Regions from separate parts of the Mus musculus genome. Here region 1 is linked to region 2. A link is a loop called in an ENCODE intact Hi-C map of the cell type or tissue named here. Cell type or tissue: heart. All regions are shown on one strand. Each heading gives the region's core, and the rest is flanking DNA. Links, peaks and the distances in the headings are about the cores only.

Evidence for each region. Hi-C counts contacts between places; a loop is a spot of excess contacts. Peaks named below come from ENCODE experiments on the same cell type or tissue, not always from the same donor. Only the 100,000 strongest peaks of a DNase experiment are listed, where the experiment ranks them.
Region 1: it touches region 2 in a loop (5-fold over the local background); 10 of 42 quality-filtered maps call a loop at or near these places.

The regions. Positions count from the first base shown.
Region 1 is chr15:61,152,795-61,162,521 of GRCm38, reverse strand. Gm38563 (a long non-coding RNA gene) reads right to left here and starts at 5,365. Exons shown (of 3, transcript XR_875374.2): 1 at 3,332-5,365. RefSeq lists an enhancer at 3,791-4,885. In heart, for the core only: a CTCF peak has its summit at 4,785 (motif pointing left); a DNase peak (open chromatin) is centred at 4,811; H3K4me3 peaks cover 993 bases; H3K27ac peaks cover 911 bases.
Region 2 is chr15:61,411,595-61,421,321 of GRCm38, reverse strand. No RefSeq gene overlaps it. Among named protein-coding and RNA genes, the nearest start is that of Gm24696, 58 kb to the right of the region's middle. In heart, for the core only: a CTCF peak has its summit at 5,500 (motif pointing right); a DNase peak (open chromatin) is centred at 3,601.

The DNA.
Region 1 (9,727 bases), core at 1,075-9,074, 260 kb after region 2:
AAATAAACAGGCTTTGGTGCAGGTTGAGCACTGTGTCCTCTTTGATATATGTCAGGGTTGCTTCCTAAGGCCAACTCTCTGTCGTTTTTTCATATCTGTAAATTGAATACCCAATAAGACTGGCATTTACAGCATAAGAAATATAACCCCTCATATGTAAGCATTGTGTGATATCTCAGTTGGAATTGTTCAGTAATGATTAACCCCACAGGTCATAGATAGTTGCTGTTGTTCTGTGGCCTTATGAAATATTCTACAAGCAGTGGATGCTTGTGCACACTGGAAGAGAAAAATGTGACAAAACTTAGTCATATATTCAAAAAATATCTGGGTCTGTAAATAGAAGACCCACTGAGAACTAGCTCCAGGCCTTTTCATTTTCATTCATCCACTCAATATGCTTATTCTCTGTACCAAAGCGATTGGTGCACACACCGGGACTTGTAGCAGTCTTGAAGCTGTGCTCTTCCGTGGATGTAGATTTGAAACAAGATCACCTAGGCTATCCCAGGGGAAAGAATAGCAGCCTGGTACAGATATGCTGTACATAGAAAACATAATTGAATAGATCTGCTCTTCTATGCTGATGGGAAGACAATGTTCCTTTAAGCACAGTGTATCTTTATCCACCCGACATGGGTCTTGGCACCACCGCTTCTAAAAGGCAGCACAAAGAGCACCTATTGGATCGTTCCTCAGATATCAAAAATGATTAGACACATAAAGGTACATTTAGCTGAAGTTTAACATAGAGGAAGTGAGTGGCAGGGAGAGCAGGCGTCTGGGCTGCAGTGTGTGTTTTGACCTTGTAGATATTTCCGAAAAGGCCATTTAAAGACAATGGCAGGAGGAAGTCCATTTATGGCCTTCAGCGGGCCAGTGTCAATGGGATCTAACCCTCCCTGTGCTTGCCAGATCCTGTGATAACAGAGACAGCTGGAAGGTCAAAAATAAGAAGAAACTTTAGATGTGCTGCCAAGTATTTCCTTGATGTGGGAAGGCGGGGCCCAGGGAAATTACTCTCCTGACATTTGCCTTCAGGATGCAAGGCAGTGTGCTCAGCTGCAGAGGCTTCAATCTTAGGTGCAATACTACTACTAATAATAAAAAAGTCACTCGCCTGGTATATTTTAATCCTATCTGTATTTTGGTCCAAGAGTCATTCAGGGAAAGTAAATGAAAGCATAGACTGACTCGTGGATCACTGGCCTCAAATTATTTTCAAAGCATTGCTTAGAAACATTGTTATAGTCTAGAGAATCTGGGCTTTAGTTTCCCAAAGGCCTGCATACAAATTCTGGCTGACTTTAGGACTTACAAGCTATGAATTGTTATCAACCTCAAAGTCCTCACTTGGAAATCAAATCCAGGACTGGAAAGATCCGTGTGTGTGTGTGTGTGTGTGTGTGTGTGTGTGTGTGTGTGTGTGTGTGTGCACATGTGTGCCTGTCAGCCCTCTGTCTTTCTGTCTCTGTAGATATGAATTACATGAGTGATTTTAGATTATAAAATGGAAGACAGGATGAAGATTCAGTCCAGCCTATAATTCGAGCTGAATTGAGCAAGGATAGTAGATTTTCCAATTGTCTAACTTGCCCTTAGTAGCAGCCAAATAGAGAAGGCCTCAGCAAACTGTGCCCACAAGCCAAGGTCAGCCATCCTGCCTTTGAAATAATGTTTTTGTTGGATCCATTCATTGATGCCTGTACATGCTTTCTTCTGAGACCATAGAGCAAAGTACTTGTGACAGTGACCATCTGGACTCTTGTCTAAAATGCTACTTTCTCATTGACTGTCATAGAAAGCATCCATTGACTCCTGAGACTGAAGCTGTATAGAACTCAAATAACATAATCATGCCACTACCTCCATCTTTAATGCCTGTGTTCTCCTAAGGCAAAAAAGACAATAGAAGATACAAACAGAATTGATTTTCCAGGAGCCTCAGATTTTTAACCATTTCTCCTAGCAAGCCCCCTTCTCCTTCCTCCATGTCCAACCTCATAGAATCACCCCAGCTTCTGTCTGTTGGTCTAAGAACCAGCAAGCTTAGCTGCTAAGTTGGAATGTGGGACATGTGGGTGCTATGAACAGCCCTTACCTGCCTTCCCGGAGAACTGATTTTATAGAAAGTAAAGTAACTGTGCAAAAGCAACGAAGCTATTAAGATCAAGTTGGAACTCCAAAGAAACCTTTAGTCTGCTTTTGGCCACCATAATGCCCACTTGGTGAAGCCTAATTTTCCCCCCAACCAATCTGGGGTGTTCAGAATAGAAATTTGGCAGGTTTCATTTTGCTTGGAACCTGAAATTCTAGAGTCAGACCTGCCTTTGGTCCTTTGGTCCATAATAACCTGGATGTGTCCCAATTTCTCCAAGGCATTCATTGCTTTCGTTTTGCACAAATTAGGGGGTGTGTGTGTGTAACGAGAGCTTTCTTGGATGATAGTGAAGAGATACCATATCAATCAATTGTTCTCCAACACCACTCCTGTTACACACCACCTGCCAAACTTTCCGAACACTCAAGCTCTATCCTCAGGGCAGGGAAAGCAGAATGTTAAGGTGAAGGTGTGAGCAAAATCATTACGAGGGGAACTCTAAATGATTCTATTGTGAAGTCTGGGCTAAATAGGATGTTTAGAGGTGCTTGCAGGATTGTGACTCAGAGTCGGTCATCAGTCAAGGGCAGCTTATAGTGTGGCCGTCATGTGACACTTACCCAGGGCTGCCAATCCTGCTACAAGCTCTGACTTAACCCACGGTGACAAATAGCTTCAGGTGAAAGTGTCGTTCCACCCACATAATGTACTGCCACCCCAAGGCTTAATGCCCTCCTTAAATCAAACATGGTGACAGTTGCTGACTCTTCTACTTGAAGTCAGTCCCAAATGTGGGTGGTTGTTGCTTCTGGGACAATTGGAGTTAGACACTAACACCTATGAATACACAGGGATTTGGGCCCAAAGAATCCAGCAAACATGGTGCCTGGCCTTTGCGTACCACCAGCTACTTGTACGATGGGTGAGATTTGACTAAAGCTCCTCAGACTGATCTTCTACTCAACTTTCCTTCCATAGACTCAGCAGTGTATGAGTGTGTGTGTGTGTGTGTGTGTGTGTGTGTGTGTGTGTGTGTGTGTGTTAACTAAGGGATTTGCATTCTGATTTCTGGGTCCCAGGTGGCCTTGTTTTAGTCTAGACTGCAGTTAATTCAAAACCAGTACCCAAAACGGTACATTTGGAAGGTAACTCAAGAAACCAGGACAGAAAAAAGCAATAGTAAGTGAAAGAGAAATAGCATAAATACAAAGTGTTCCACATAAATCTCACCACAACAGGGAGCAACTGCAGACTCCCCTTCTTCTCCACTGGAGATTTGCCTCAAAATGATCAGTCTGGGAAAGGGAAAACAAGAAGTTTCAACCCTCTTTAGCGGGAACAACCCTTCCTTTTAGCATTGAACTCCCAAACAATCCAAACTTAAAAACTGAACGACTTGTCATGGGTCAGCCATCCAGAACCCATGGCAGCAATAACACCCTGCACAAATGAGGTAGAATTGTTTGTGTACACAGGGGGCATCCTGTGAGGAGCTACAACAGCCGCCCACACCATCCCTCCAGGGCAGATGCCCCGGGGATGAGGTACAGCACCCACATCACCCAGTGACTGATCTCAGATCCCAAACATGACACCCAGGAGACTGGACTTCCCCAATTGGGAGATCAAACCAAAGCTGCTGCGAGGTCTTCCTTAGGGTCCTCTGCCCTCCATCACTGGAAGATGCAAACTCTAGACATGGGTCATCGTAGCATTCCTATTCTATTCATCCCAGTATTCCTACACAGGCAATAATCGTCCCGAAGGCGATAGTCTCCTGAAGACCAAAGTCATGATGAGAAATGGTTTAAGAGGCGTGGGTGTGAAGTCTAAATGAAGCGAATGGGCTAGGAAAAACAAAATTCCCAGAATGCAAAGCAAACCCCAACAATACTAATAGGCAGCAGAGAACAAGTCACAGCCATGACTCTAGGGCCTTTGCTTAAGCAGACTGGCTGCTACTGCCGAAGTCGGAGCAGAGGAAAGATTTTCCTGGTTGGAGGAACAGGGAGGGAACGCAGCTCTTCTCAGGGATTCAAGGAAACATTCATTAAGAAGGGCAGCAGGATACCCGAGAGCTGTGCCTTTGGTTGTCCCAGAGAAATGAAAGCTGAGAAGCACAGCTCCCCGCTTGTGAGGTGAAGTAGCTTAGCAATTGAAAGACAGCGAGCCATCCGCCCGGAGCAATTATGTTTTCATTATTATTCCCAAGCTGCTGTGTCACAAATCACATTTTCCGTCCCGGGGCATGTCGGTGCACAGCTGCTGATTGCAGGTCCCATCCCTGCACCAGCTGACTGCTCCAGCCTGGCCCTGGGAGCAGCAAGCTGGTGGCTCATTAACCGCAATACCTGCTCACTGACAGCAAACCCAGCGGAACAGATGCCGCGGATTTAAGGACGTTCTCCCCCATTAGAAATGAATACCAAGTTAGGTGCTTTTTCTCCTTTTTCTTCTTCTTCTTCTTCTTTTTTTTTTTTTTTTTTTTTTTTTACTATCAAACTCCTGTTGGGATTTTTCGGGAAAGACCGTGAAGCTCTTGTAGATTTTCCTGTCGATCTGCGTTACAGCTCAGCTGAGACTATTAAAGATGGGCACAGCTTTGATTCGCAGGCACAACTACAAACACACCCAAGCGCCCCTAGCTTTAAAACTGGGAATTTAAATTGCCCAAGCTTTCGATAGTTAGAAGGCCACCATGCTTGTGCTGCCATCGTGTGGCTGATTCCGGAACTGCATCGGAATCGGACCACCAAATTCGACTCGACAAGGACTAATTTGGGCTTCCTCTGCTTTCTCCTCTCTAGTCCTCACTGTCTGCCCCCTGCTCTTTTGAAACAGCTTCTGCTTTGAAGTAGTCTAGTAAAGAAGAAGAAGAAAAGTGGGAGAGAAGTCAATTAGCTAGGTCCCACTGTTTGCAAGTCGGTGTTCATGGGGCTTAGCGTACCTTTCAGTGGTTAATCCTCACAAAAGCCCTCTGTGGCAAAAGCTGTTATTGACAAACAGTCCTCAAAAGAAGCTCACTCCGGATCCAACATTCTTGATCCCTCCATTAGGTGAATTCAAAGTCAAAACTGAGTTCTCTAGAACTTGCAGACTGCGTTTAAAGGCACAAGGTTAATTAAAATGTAGTTCACCTTTTAAGTTAAAAATAAATGTCCTTTAAGCTAAAAAACATTATTTTAGAAACTTAATGTATTACTACCACATCTTTAAGGTCTGATCTGTTGTCTCTAATCTGTAATTTATAGGTTAATGATTTTCATTCTGTAGATAATAGTTTATAAATAAAACAGGTACAAATATTTTTCTCATGATCTCACACTTCTTTGTGGGCCTTCTGTTTCACTCAGAATTTTGAGAACTATTACTACTGAATGTGAATATAATCGAGGCTGGAAATCTTATGTCATCTTTCACAGTCTTGGTTTCCTGCATTGTTTAGAATGGTCCCTTAAGGGGCTAGAGAAGTGGCTCCCTGGTTAGCAGTGCTTACTATTTTGCAGTTTGGAAGACCAGGTGCAGTTCCCAGCACCCACGGAGTGGCCCCCAATCCTCTGGAACTCCAGTTCCAGGTTATCTGATCCCACTTCTGACTGCATTCACCTAAAATCATTTGCTATGAGATTGTGGGTCCTGGTTATGTCAGAAGCAACACTCATAAAATCTCAGTGTGAGCTGAACAGGGACAAAATAGACGTGTTAATGGGGATGGGAGGAGGACCAGGGGGCCTCAACCCTACCCAAAGACCTACCGGTAACTGAGGGATGCTGAGACTGGGAGAAACAGTCTTCTACAGGAAGATATATCAATTAGATATCCAGTAGTATCAAATAGCCCTAAAAGCATGCATACAGGTAGCATTAAACAGACTGAGCAGGCATTAGTTCTCCTGATCCATGGGAGAAGAGTCATTTACATACGGCTCTGTTATTCCCCTAAGGAGGTCTATGGTCTACCCTCTAGGAGGAATCTCCCTGGCCTTGACTGAGGGTCTCAAGCAGCACAGACAAAGTTGCCAAAAGATTACCCCTGTTGTCAAGACATGGTTATTCTCAGTTACATGGCGAAGGTTAAAGGGCGGGGAGAATCCCAAAAGGTATTAACTATATCCCTTAATACTGATGTCATACAAAGAAACTTACTGATTGCTTTTTATATGCCAAGGCTTGGAACTAGATAAAAAATAAATGAATAAAGATTTCTCCTATGTTTTCAAAAAGCCATATTTGAGGTGAGGGAGTGGGTGGATAGGTGAACTAGTAGAAAAAAAGAAACAAAGGCCTGGCCACAATATTCTAATGGCCTCCAGTGATGTAGAGTGGAATCTGTTTAGGTGGCTCAAGGATGTGGTTAAGAGGGGTGGATGCTTGGTGAGGGTCTCATCCAACTCAGACAGATAAAGGTGTGTGATAACTCTTTGGTGTGTCCTGTCTGTGCTCCCAAGTATGCAAGCTGACCCGGTCCCCCCAAAACAATCGAGTCAGATGCCACAGAGGTGGAGGAGTCTCTGGTAGAAAGGACGCATGGAAGACTAGAGGGAAGAAGTTGCTTATAGACATCCCACTCTTCTTTTCTGTACTCAAGTGATGACACAGGCAAACACTCGAGGCAGAATTTCCCAAGGACAACACACTCCCTGTCCCAGGAAACAGGAGCTCACACCCTGAATAAAGGTTCTGCTTCATGCTGCTGCGCCACCCTGTCCCGCCTCCTTCCTGACACAAGGGTGCAGTTTGTTTGAAAGCTGATCTCCACTGGAGGCTTCAAGGAAGGGGACACAACACTGCCAAAGATCCTGCCTGTTCTGTTTCAGCTGTAGCTGACGTTTTGTCTGTCCGCACCGATGAAGTCATGAAGATCACACAATCAGTGGCAAGATGATATTTTCTGTGATAATTTTCTGTGCTTGAAAAATAGGAAAGCTAAGTCTAAGGGATTCTGAGAGCTGCAGCCACACCAAGGCAGGTATCTTGGTTTAACTCTGGAGGGAAAGAAGGCTCAGAGAGGTGATATAATCCAGTCATGTTTGCACAGCATGCACACTCTGCCTCAAAAGGAAACTTAGGAATTTCTCACTGCCCTGTCATTTTTTCAGGGGAAGGAGGAAGGGGTCCTTTGGATAAAATATGCTATTTCTTTTTACAGTCATCAAAAACAAGACCATTGACAGTATTCTTTCCTCCAGGGGGTGAAGGTTTCTAAGCCATTCTACAGCAAACTACAAAACAGGAAGCCTTCTCAAATCCAGAAGAGTCTCAATCAAGGAAAGCTGGTTAGGAGAGGAAGGCCTCCATGAAGACAATTGTCCTTCAGTGTCCCTGTATCCTGATTGTTTTTCCTCCTACCTGGTCCCAAACATCATCTAAATGGAGATGGTGGGGGCACAGCACAGGGCTTATACAGCCAGATTCTCTCTGCTCTTCTCTGTCTAGATCATAACTGTTTGCAGAGAGCAATTGTTTTTCCTGGTAAATAGAAAATAGTCTTGCACTACAAGGAAAATAAAACCACCATTTCTACTCTACCTGGGGAAAACAATCCAGTTAACTCTGGGGACTTACTTTAAAGAGCCCATCATTGTTTTGACTCCAACATGTGCTTAGACATTACTCCTAGTAAGATGGTCTTCTACTTCTATTAACTCCCTTACAACTTTAATGAAGGAGGGACGGTTCGGCGCCTATTTTCTTAAATCCCTTCTATCACAAAAGGTCAGCATGCATTAGCAGAAATATAAATGCATCCTCACATTCTCTGAATGATGTCAAGCTGTTCCTTACTCACATGTTAAACACAGACGCATCACTTTATCACAGGGGAAAGACAGATCAACTCAAATATTTCCCCAACTCGTGGCCACCTAAGCGAGTGTGGAATGGAATATGAGGCTGGCAAGAGCTTAGTTCAGGCCTCAAAGCCACCACCTGATAGAGAATCGTCCTAGAGAGTTATGGTTTATATATGATTTGACACCAAAGACTTGTTCCCACTGTCATGGTGCCGAGAAGTGGGAGGAAGTGGGTATCACTGGGAGGTAACTAGGTTGTAATTAGATTGTATCTGGGGACCGGGTTAGTTTCCGGAAGAGTGGGTGTTATGAAGCAAGCTGACTTTGTGCTTTTGCTTTCCTCTACACTTACTGGATACACACTCCGACCGTGCGATGTCATTCATCCCACTCTGGGGAAGCAGAAGGCATTGGAAGGGTGTGTCCACTCGACGTCGGCCTTTTCAGCTTCTAAAGTAAACAAAAGCAGCACCTTTTCCTCATAAAGGGTCCAAGCTAAGGTGTGTCTAAGACAAAGAGGTGAACAAGCCCTAGAAAGCCAGATGAATCCTCTCTGTTCCCTCCCTGTTCCCCTGGAGAGGTCTTTTTCTTCTCCAGGTCTCAGAATCGGAGTTAGGCGGTCCATCAGGGTCATCTAAGGGAAACCAGATTCAAGGAATTCACAATAGCCTCAAGAGAAACTCACGTCCCTCACAGGCTAACAAGTAGAGTCTAATATTTCTATAAAACTTCCCATTCCAGTATGAAGCAAGTCCATATTGGAGAGGGTGTGGTTGTTGTTGTTGTTATTATTATTGTTGTTCTTTTGTTTTGTTTTGTTCTTTGTAGATTTTCATTTCCTCATTTACAGAGCAATGTTTCAGTTCCTCCTCCTTACAGCATAGATTTATTTAGATTTTATTTGTGAGCTTGGGACAATCTCATCAATTGAGGGTATCCTATTACTATGCATGACCAGGAAAAGGGATCCGGCATCTTCTTACTTGCGAGCTTGCTGCTCCCAGCAGTGCACTGAAAACTACAAGCTCTGCACATTTCATTCATCAGATCCTTTAAAGACCTCTGGAACGGAGAATTGAAGCTTCAATGACCCCCAAATAAACCTTTCCACTGAGATTTTTTGAAAACCACCAAGACACCAGTATTAACATACAGAGAGCCATAACCACCACCCCCCTGACACCTCCTAAAGGCAACAGTGAAACGCTTAAACAATGTCACACAGTGATGGTCTCACAGAGCAAAACTGCTCAACTGGACAACCTAATTCATAAGCAAAGAGCTGCTTTGGAAACACAATATGTACTGCTGATTTATAATGTGCCTACAACTCTGGTAAGCCCTTCCCATATTTTATCCTGCTTAATCTACATAAAAACCTAATGAGGTAGTTAGCATAAGTCCACTCTCCCTTATCCAAAACTGTTGGGGCCAGGTGAATTTTGCAATGAACAACTGTTTTTATTACTTAAGAAAGGAAATATAGGATACATATGGTATGTTGTTTAAGCACATCTGCAAAGCCTGGAATAACATACTGGAATCAAATGTCTTAATATGTTGCAGCAGAAATCATTGTGTATTCGTAGAGTGGAATAAAGAAAGACTATTCTATGTTTGTCATCTTATACCAGTTTGGGTCAGATTCCTCCTGCTAAATGAGTTTGCAATGGACCTGTGAACACACTTTCTGTTTTCAAACTTGAGATTATTTTAGGGAATGTAACTCAATTTTTCTGGACTTGTGACACTCCATTTTCCGAATAAAGAAAGATGGCAGCAGTAGCTTCCCTGACAGTGGACCTGTGACTGTTAGGGCCTTACCCATTCTGTT
Region 2 (9,727 bases), core at 1,046-9,045:
AATGAAATAGACATTAGTATTCTCATTGGACAAATAAGAATTTTCTGAAAGGCATTTAATTCTTTCTCCATTTAGATTATCAGTAATTGAAAAAACAAAAAATCCAACCCAGGTACTCTGGCTGCAGAGCTACCTAAGATCTACTTCACAGAGCATGAGGATTGGATTAGTAAGGAGTTTACACACTGGCTGTCATACTGCTTTACTGTAGGATGAACATAGTGATGCAATAATGTCGATAGAATTGTTCTGGTCATCACATGACCAAATAGGAAACATGATAGACTGTAATCCAGAAGAATGATGTCCTCTTATTGAAAACTATGCTCTTCTCCTGGTTTTGGAATATCTTCATTCCATTTCATCTTTATCTTCTTGCCTTCTTATATACATGGCATGTCCCAGTTCTTTTTCCTATTAATTGTAGCCATGAGACTGGACCAATGGGCTTGTATGGTTGTGCTGGGCCATTCTCACATGGACTTCTCTAAGTCTTTTTCCCTTCTATGTGACTCAAGCCATTCTCAATATGGCACAAGAGCTGCCTGTTTCAGATGATGCCACCATTAAGAGCTCAGACTCCATAGTTTCTATACAGCAACCCCCCTCCCAGTCCAACACAAATATTATTGTCAGTCTCCTTGGGATGATGGATAATGATACAATGATGAAGCAGTTTTGTTGACCATTCATAAATTTGAGTGTCTTTATTATCCCACTTTATCCTTAAGTAGTTTATTTCTAATCATGCTGAAATTAAGGATATGTACACCAGAGCTATTCTAAAACCTCTAATATGGAATATTTCTCTTTGGTATAACACTCATGCCCTTTGAAGCATCTTTTGGTCATTCAGGGTATTTTGAGAAGTCCTTTCAGGCATACCTTGGCATGAAGTAATTATGAGAGGGGAGAGACCAGGAAAGAGAGAGAGAGAAAGAGAACACATAAGAGATGAGAAAAGTAGTTCTTATCTCAGTATTTTCATGCCTTTCCTATTGGGAATACATGATGTTCAATCATGTTTAACAGAACACTAAATTTATAAACTTCTACTATTTTGAATTTAGAAAGGCAAACTTTGCTTATTAGGTTAGCCTGGTGAGTACCTCACATATGTCAAAAATGGTATGTCAAACGCAACAGCAGGAAATGGGTAGGTATATTTTTGACTCTCTAAGAGTACAAAGTAAAGAGGGCCCCAGAAGATTGTCATGAAAACCCAAGAAACAAGTTTGATTCTTTTTTTAACAGAGACGTTGACCAAAAAGGCTAGTCAACACTTTGTTTCCTTTTAGTCTACCTCCATGTTTTGTTTCTTATAGTCTATGAACTATGAGCTCTTTATGGTCATATTGCCCAAAAGGTCATTTTGACAGATTTTTCCAGTACTAAAAATATCTGGGGCTTAACTGATAAATCATGAGTGTCTTTGAAGAGACAGAAAGTTAGCCTTGGGAAATTCTCTACCTGATGTAAAAAAGACCACTTTTACTGAGTGGTTTTGCCAGTGGTTCTCCTGGTCTAATCTTCTTATTCAAATGTAGATGACATAAAGTTATAGAAGTTTTTAAAAAATATATTCATACTAATCAACATAGAGTTATACCTTTGAAAGGAAAAATATTGGGCTCAACCCTCCCCCAACAAAGTTCTCAGCACAAAGGACATTTATTTACCCTAGTGGGACAGAAGGCAGAAGATAGAGGAAAAAGAAGAAGAGGAAGAGAACCAGGGAGTTGGGGCAGGGACAATTGTCTGAGAGTACGATAAGAAACTGCCTCTGGATAGAGAAGAGATAGATTTGTCACAGGAAAATATCAGTTTATAAAAGTACAAAGGGAAATGCCATGTTAGGATGAGGCATTTAATGGTTATGTTAATTAGTTGAGCCAAAAGGGACTTTTGTCATTAATTAATTAATTTATTTATTCTCTTTACATCCTGGTTGCAGCATGCCCTCCCCCATCCTCTCCTCCCAGTCCCACTCTCACAAATCCCTTCCCCTACTCCTCCCCAATCCTTCTCCTGAGAGAAGAGGAAGCTTCACTTGGATACCACCCTGCCCTGAGTCATCAATCCCCTCACACTGAGGTCCAACCAGGCAGTTCAGCTAGCGGAAGGGGATCCAATGGCAGGCAATAAAACCCTAAAGCGAACCCTAAAGGGGGCTTTTGTTTGCTAGACCTCAAAGCTTTGAAAGATGAACCGTGGTAATCAGTCTCAGGAGGAAGAAGTGACCAAATAAGTGAATAGGCCTTGGTGGATAACTTTAGGAATGTAATCTTACAGTATTTATTAAGGCAGAGTGTCTTAGTTAGGGTTTTACTACTTTGAACAGATACTATGACCAAGGCAACTCTTATAGGGACAACATTTAATTGGGACTGGCTTACAGGCTCAGAGGTTCAGTCCATTATCATTAAGGTGGGAGCATTGCAGCATCTAGGTGGGCATGGTGCAGGGAGAGCTCAGAGATCAACATCTTCATCTAAAGGCTGCTAGTGGAAGACTAGCTTCCAGGCAGCTAGGATGAGGGTCTCAAAGCCCATACCCACAGTGCCACACTTATTCCAATAATGCCATAACTTCTAATGGTGCCACTTCCTGGGCCAAACACTTACAAACTATGACATAGAGGGAATGAGGGGCAAGGGGGCAGGTCTGCCAGAGCCATGCTTGCTATGCTCAAACTGGCCAGAGTCCCTTCAACCTTTCTATTTTCATGTGATTATTTTCCCATACACTAAAAAGTATGAGGAAGAAATGTATATATTGCTTTGGAGAACATTTATTGTCATCTATTATGTGTACAAAATCAGTTTTCTATTGTGGAAACTTGATATAGGTAAGTTGGTGATGCAGCTTGATGTCTATACCAGAGCAAGAAAATAATCTGGAAGGTCCAACTTCTAAACCACTTTTGCTGTCACTTTCTTGTGCCCAGTGCATTGAATAGTCCCTTGGCCAGGCTGTGTGACAGTCACCAAATACAGAAAGCTATAGACCAGGTTCCTGCTTCCTGGAGATCATAGTTCAGAAAGAAAAATATGTTTTTCCCTTTCGTTAGAGTTTCACTGTATGGTCCAGAATGGTCTTGAACTTGAGATCCTTTCACTCTAATGTTCCTGGTATAGGACTAGAGACGGGTGCCATCATATCTTGTGGGAAGCCATGTTTAATGGCATAACAACATGATCAAATGCTTGCTTATAAAGCAGCATGAGTTCTGCAAAAACTGATCAAATGTGGTGGTGAGAAGTAAATATTAGAACCAACATCAGGAGCAGGATTAACAGTCAACTACGTATGGAAGAGAAAACATGACTGGGTGAAACAGTGAGAAAGAAGTCAGTTTCTCCATTCATTGAGTCTGGGCTCTCTTTGAGTCCCTGGTAGCATGTGGGAGCAGAAAAGGCTTCTGTAGTTCTCAAAGATGGTTTTACTTTCAGGAAAAGAAGTCTAGTCAAACTTCCCAGAGGATGAGAGGTCAGTGCTCTTGAAAGGGCAGTTCTAGATGATTCTCTCAGTCCCACCAATTGAGGGATCACACCAATGAAGGGCAGTCCCGTTGTCACTTTGGTATTTCCAGGCCAGAAGCCAGATCCCTGGCACTATGAAAGTGACCCACTTGGATCATTACAACTCACATTGCTGACCACAGAATCTGGACATAATGAGTCCTGTCATTGAAAGAGTTTACTGGTGATCTAAGACAGGAAAACTATTTGTTGGTATGCCAAGGGATATATAGGAGCTAAGACTGACACTAAGGAAGTCATTAGAATAAAGGAACACAAGGAGATGATGCGCTGTAATGGTTAGAAAGGCCTCTAATTTCTAATCTGAAAAAGTTAGGTACTGGAGGCAAATTAGGCTGGAAAGTGACTTGAATTAACTAGTCTGTGTGCATAGATGCTTTTGACTTGAACAAACTCACTGTTTTGCATGAGATACAATGCAGGAATCTGCACATACATGGCATAAACTCAGCAAATTCTGTCTTATAGTTTTCTTTGATTGGATCATCAGGATTATCCCAGTCAAAGAAAGTGAAACAGTCCAGGTGTAGGTGTGAAGTTCAAAAGTAGAGGGTGCAGAGGACCAGACAAGCACAGCACACTTCGCTTTGAAACTTTGGATGGAGTCTATTTATAGTTGAAAAACTCATTCTTCCTACCAAAATTTTCCATTGAAAATCTGTCTTTGACACATTTAATTGTAAATCAGCTGACAGCTTCTGCTGTCTTGGCTCTTGAAGTAGAGTTCCTTGAATAGGCTAGCTGGCAAGTGAGGAGACAGACACAGGCAACGGCAGATGAATCTTTGAACTGTCTTTCATCTGGAGTCCTGTATATGCCTAGTAAAAACATCCTTGTTACCGAAGCATTTATATCCACTGCTTTGGAACCTTGTGAGGGCACAAATCTTTAGCAAAGTAGTTTTTAAGGCCCCCAAAATAGTTGTTCATGAATTTCTAAAGACTCCTGAAAGTCTGATAGTCATTCTATTTTGAAACTTGAATTTCAAGCTGTGTCAGAAAAACATCCCTAGGTGTGGAAGACAGACATACTTTGGCTTAAGTCATGCTCTGTGGCTTATAACTCATATGGTGCTCAGGAATCATGTTTTGGCTAAGTGGCTAAAACTGTAAATAGTAGAGAGAGATAATAAAGTCACTTAACACATGAATGTAGGTTAAATAAAATGTGTCCAGGAATCAGTTACAAATAATGCACTGAAAAGTTTTTGGAGAATATATGGTGGTACTGTCTTGATCTCTTTGTTCCATATATTCAGGCATGATTGAAATTCCCATGTCAATTCACCATGGGTTTGACCAATATTAAGTGGGAACAGCATTTTCTTTTTATTGCATAAGCTTTAACTTTCTCTTTGCTCCAGTCCAGTGATTTTTAATATTGGCTGCACACTGTAGACCCTGGGAAACTTGTAACAAAAATATCAATGGTATTTCCATTCCCAGAGATTCTGATGGATTTAGCCTGAATTGTAGTTCTGCTGGTGAGATAAATTTCATGAAATATTTCATGCATCAATTTAGCTGAGAGAATTTTAGGAGGCAAAGTAGTTAATCATAGAAGATTCTGTTGGGGTACAACAGAAGTCATTGTTGCTTCTGCTACACTATACGCACAGAAAGAATACAACACAGAACCCTTTCTTACTTTTTTAGTCAATTTCCTAATTGGATATGACCCTACTACCTTAGGAGTAAAAGGACTCCCTGACTAACTAACTTTCAGATATATCCTACAGGAAGTAAGTCTTGAACCAAACTAGGCTTCATGGTGAAGCTCAAAGTTGTACTTCTCTTCTTTGGTTGATTGGGGCAATGAAAACAATCCAAGTGTTTTCTTCAAACCACAGGAGTTTGAGACTATTTACTTTCTCCTGTGACTTCTGTTATTTTTAAATATAGGTGTCTTTGTGTCACTCAAAACCTAAATCTTCAATTAGGGTACACTGCCACCAGGTGGCAATAAGGGTCCCATGTGAGCTTTACACCCATGAATGATAATTTGAGCAGTCCCATCCTCATTCATTCATGGATATCTGCGAACAAAATATGTGGATTTTTAACTTTGAATTCTAAAATGTAAATTTTAATTTTACAACTGAACTTTCATACCTTAATATGTCTAAAACTTGTATATTTAGTTGTACACAAATGTCATAGTGTGTGTGTGAAATACTTCATTTCACCATAAATATGAGTTAAAAGAAATTAAGATGAATGTAAAATTAATATCTTATTACCTCCAAATAATTACTGAACACAGTCTAATAAAAAATACTCACTCATATTCTTCTGTAGTCAGTTTTAACTACTAATACCAGTAGGTGCTACTATAGAAACTGAGAGCAACATGTTGTAAAAATTTATTCAGAAGGAGCCACATTCTAGCAATGATCATTTGCTATTCAAGTCTTGATAATATACATCCTACTAATGATTTGATTTTGGTCGATGATACTCTTATTAAGAATAAGCCCCCAGAAACTTAGAATACCCAAGATACAAGATACAATCTACAAAACACATGAAACTAAAGAAGAACAAAGACCAAAATGTGGACACTTTGCCCCTTCTTAGAATTGGGAACAAAACACCCATGGAAGTAGTTACAGAGACAAAGTTTGGAGCTGAGACAAAAGGATGGACCATCTAGAGACTGCCATACCTGGGGATCCATCCCATAATCAGCCTCCAAACACTGACATCATTGCATACACTAGCAAGATTTTCCTGAACGGACCCAGATATAGCTGTCTCTTGTGAGGCTATGCCTGGACTTAGCAAATACAGAAGTGGAAGATCACAGTTAGCTATTGGATGGATCACAGGGCCCCCAAGGAGGAGCTAGAGAAAGTACCCAAGGAGCGGGGTCTGCAACCCTATAGGTGGAACAACAATATGAACTAACCAGTACCCCGGAGCTCATGTCTCTAGCTGCATATGTATCAGAAGATGGCCTAGTCAGCCATTGGAAAGAGAGGCCCATTGGTCTTACAAACTTTATATGCCTCAGTACAGGGCCAAGAACTGGGAGGGAGGGGGAAGTGGAGTCGGGGGGGGGGGAGGGATGGGGGGACTTTTGGGATAGCATTGGAAATGTAAATGAAGAAAATACCTAATTAAAAAAAAAGAATAAGCCATTTTTCACTATTCCATAAAGAAGAATGCAGAGGACCACAGCATAGCTTCACGTTTCCCTTTCTATACTGATTCCTCCTGAACAACTGCTGCAGGTTAGAAGACAGAGACTTGTTCAAGGGCTAAATGTGAGATCATTAGCTAGGTGTGACCTGATTGTTATGTTAAGTCATCTTCTACCAAAATGAGTTTGAACTCAATGTCACCTAAATCTTTGACACAACAACTTTACTACCAAAAAAAAAAAAAAAAAAACCAAAAACCAAACCAAAACAAAAACCAAAATAAAACTTAAAAATTCTTCTCAAAACATGTTCTTTACTCAAAGAGTGCTAACAGATTTTTGTCTATTCTTGGTAACGGCTTTTTGTCTCTTCTGTATGTAGACACTATGTTGAGAAAAGGAATGTCAGTAAATTTCATCTTCAGTTAATATCACCGACGACAGAGGAAATATTGTATAGACATACATCAGACTGTAAGTGTATTTTTGGAAGTGGGGGACAAAGCTCCATTTCTAAAGTGCATGAGACATCGTCTCAGCCTCTATGAGGATTCATTAGAATTCTTACCAACATTTTTGTTAGTGACTGCCTATGAATGCACATCACTTTCCTCAGCCACTAATTAGCTTTAACTGTCATTTGTACGCAGTGTCAAATTTCCTGAGAAAGGGGTCTCACTTGAGAAATTACTCAAAAAAGATTAACCTGTGAGCATTTCTTTGAGGGATTGTCATGCTTGTTAATTAATGTAGGAGGACCCAGCCCACTATGGACAGCAATATTCCCTAGGCAGATGGACTTGTGATGAAAGCTAGCTAAGAAGGAACCTGTGAGTTAGCAAGCAGCATTCGTTCATGGTGTCTGCTTTATGTGTCTGCTTGAATTCTTGTCCTGACATCCTTCAATGATGAACCATAATGTGTAAGTTTTAATGCTTCCTTTCTTTCCCCAGACTGATTTTGATCAGAATGTTTGATCAGATCAACAGAAAGGAAACGACAGAAAAAAATCGTGAGAGGAACATGAAGGTAACACACTCATGGAGCAAAGATGAGAAACTTCAGAAAACTTCAGCATCCTGCACAAACGGAAGTAGAAAATTATTCTCAGGTGATGATACTCTTATTGATAAATAACATTTTCCATTTAAACTTTAATCTAGCATTAACATAGTCATCAGATAATAAATATTTGTATTTTTAATTTCACGATTTTGAAAAAGATACTAAGCATTCTGGAACAAACTAAAAATCAAGATTAAATTCATTAGAACTCATATTATATACATTCCTGTCTTTGTAACTTTCATTTTGTATGTGTAAATTACTCAGTGAAACTCACACATACATAAGCAGAGATGATGCATCCATAGCAGAGATGACTCAAATATTAGATTTGCTTTCTGAGTCCATTATGAGATGATAAGAAATTCTTGAAGGATAGAATTGTTGGAGATAGAAGGAAAAGAACTTGGAATAGAACTTTCTTGGAATAAGACACTACTTCTAGTTCTGAAGTCTTAGATCCTTCCAATATGTCTATGAAAACCCAGAGGACTATGATTGTTTCTCATCTTTAGGATTTTGTGTTTGTATTTCAAATGACCTCTACAGTTTTTATGCTCTATGAAGAATTCTCTTGCCCTTAACATGTACTGGATGGACTGCAGAACTGAGTTCATTATTATGCCATCACATTTGAACATGGAGACCATTATTCCTAGGCCCCATTGTTCATTATGCTAAATGGATCAATCCACAGCAATAGCATCTGGGAGCCTGTTAGAAATTCTAAATGCTGGGGGTATCTCTTGACTAATGCATCAGGATATGATTTTAAAAGATCCCGAGATCATTCTGACATACATAGAAAAGTTTGAGAAGCCTGAGTATAGAGAAATGGTTCATGGAAGACAATAGGCAGATTCATCACTTGGGCTAGAGAGAGATGCAAGTACCTACTTCTCTCCTACCTGGACCTACAACAGGAAGAACTTGCTAACCTAATTTGTTTGACTTTAGAACAGGGACTAAATTGCCAGAATGAAGACAAGAGTGATTCACATGAGTTAAAGTTTCCCAGCAATGTTAACTCATCCTGTCTTTACATGAATCTGAGAATCCATGATTTTTTGAATTCTTCACCATCGTAACCCTTTCCTTGGTCCTGCCCAGCTGAGTATTCAGGCTGAGCATTAGAGGAGATGACCCATTCTTTTCCCTCTAGTCTCCATTATTTTTTAGTAAACATCCATATCTATAGAGAAGTGAGTTTTCTGCATTTGTGTGTAATATCTTCTCTACTCTTTCCATTTACCTTCTGTAGTTTGATGATAAAATTGGGGAATAGGATTGATGAGGCCTTCCAGTCTATTAAAGAGGCCCTGTGACTTCACCTGCTTTACTGACTTAATAGCAGCAACACAGTTCAAGGAAATATAGACACTGTTTTTTTTCCTTTTTAAATTATTGTTCTATGTTCATATGGAGCCACAAAAGTGTAGTGGGAGTCATTGCTGCAATCTGCATTTCTTACTAGAGTCCCACATTGAAAGATATTTTGGTGCCTTTAGGTATTTATAGAACGTTGACTTATTTTCCACACAGACCATGCTCCCTGGAGCATGGCCCCTGTGTCAGAGAACTCTAAAGGAGAACGTTGAGTAGGTAGGCCACCACAATACCACAGACACTTCCCCAGGTGTGTGAACTGAAGAGGCTTCTGCACATAAGAGTTTTTGTTTCAAATCAGAATAATATTTTGCTTTCCATGGGATTAATGAGAAGGTTGTATTAACAAATGTGTAGGCCATGTACTTCTTGAAACACTAAGATAGATGTTTCGGTTGTTAAACTCTTAGTTGAATTTTAAGAATAATATAGAAATAATAATACATTTTGAACAAAAAAGAATCAGAAGTCTTAAGTGATTTCTCAAAAATGCCACAATCTATCAGTGCTGGATCTTGGGCTGGAAACACGGGGCCTCTTTTTCTTTTCATCTGCTTTTCTTGCATACAAAGCAGACGCACCTTTTTTTTTTT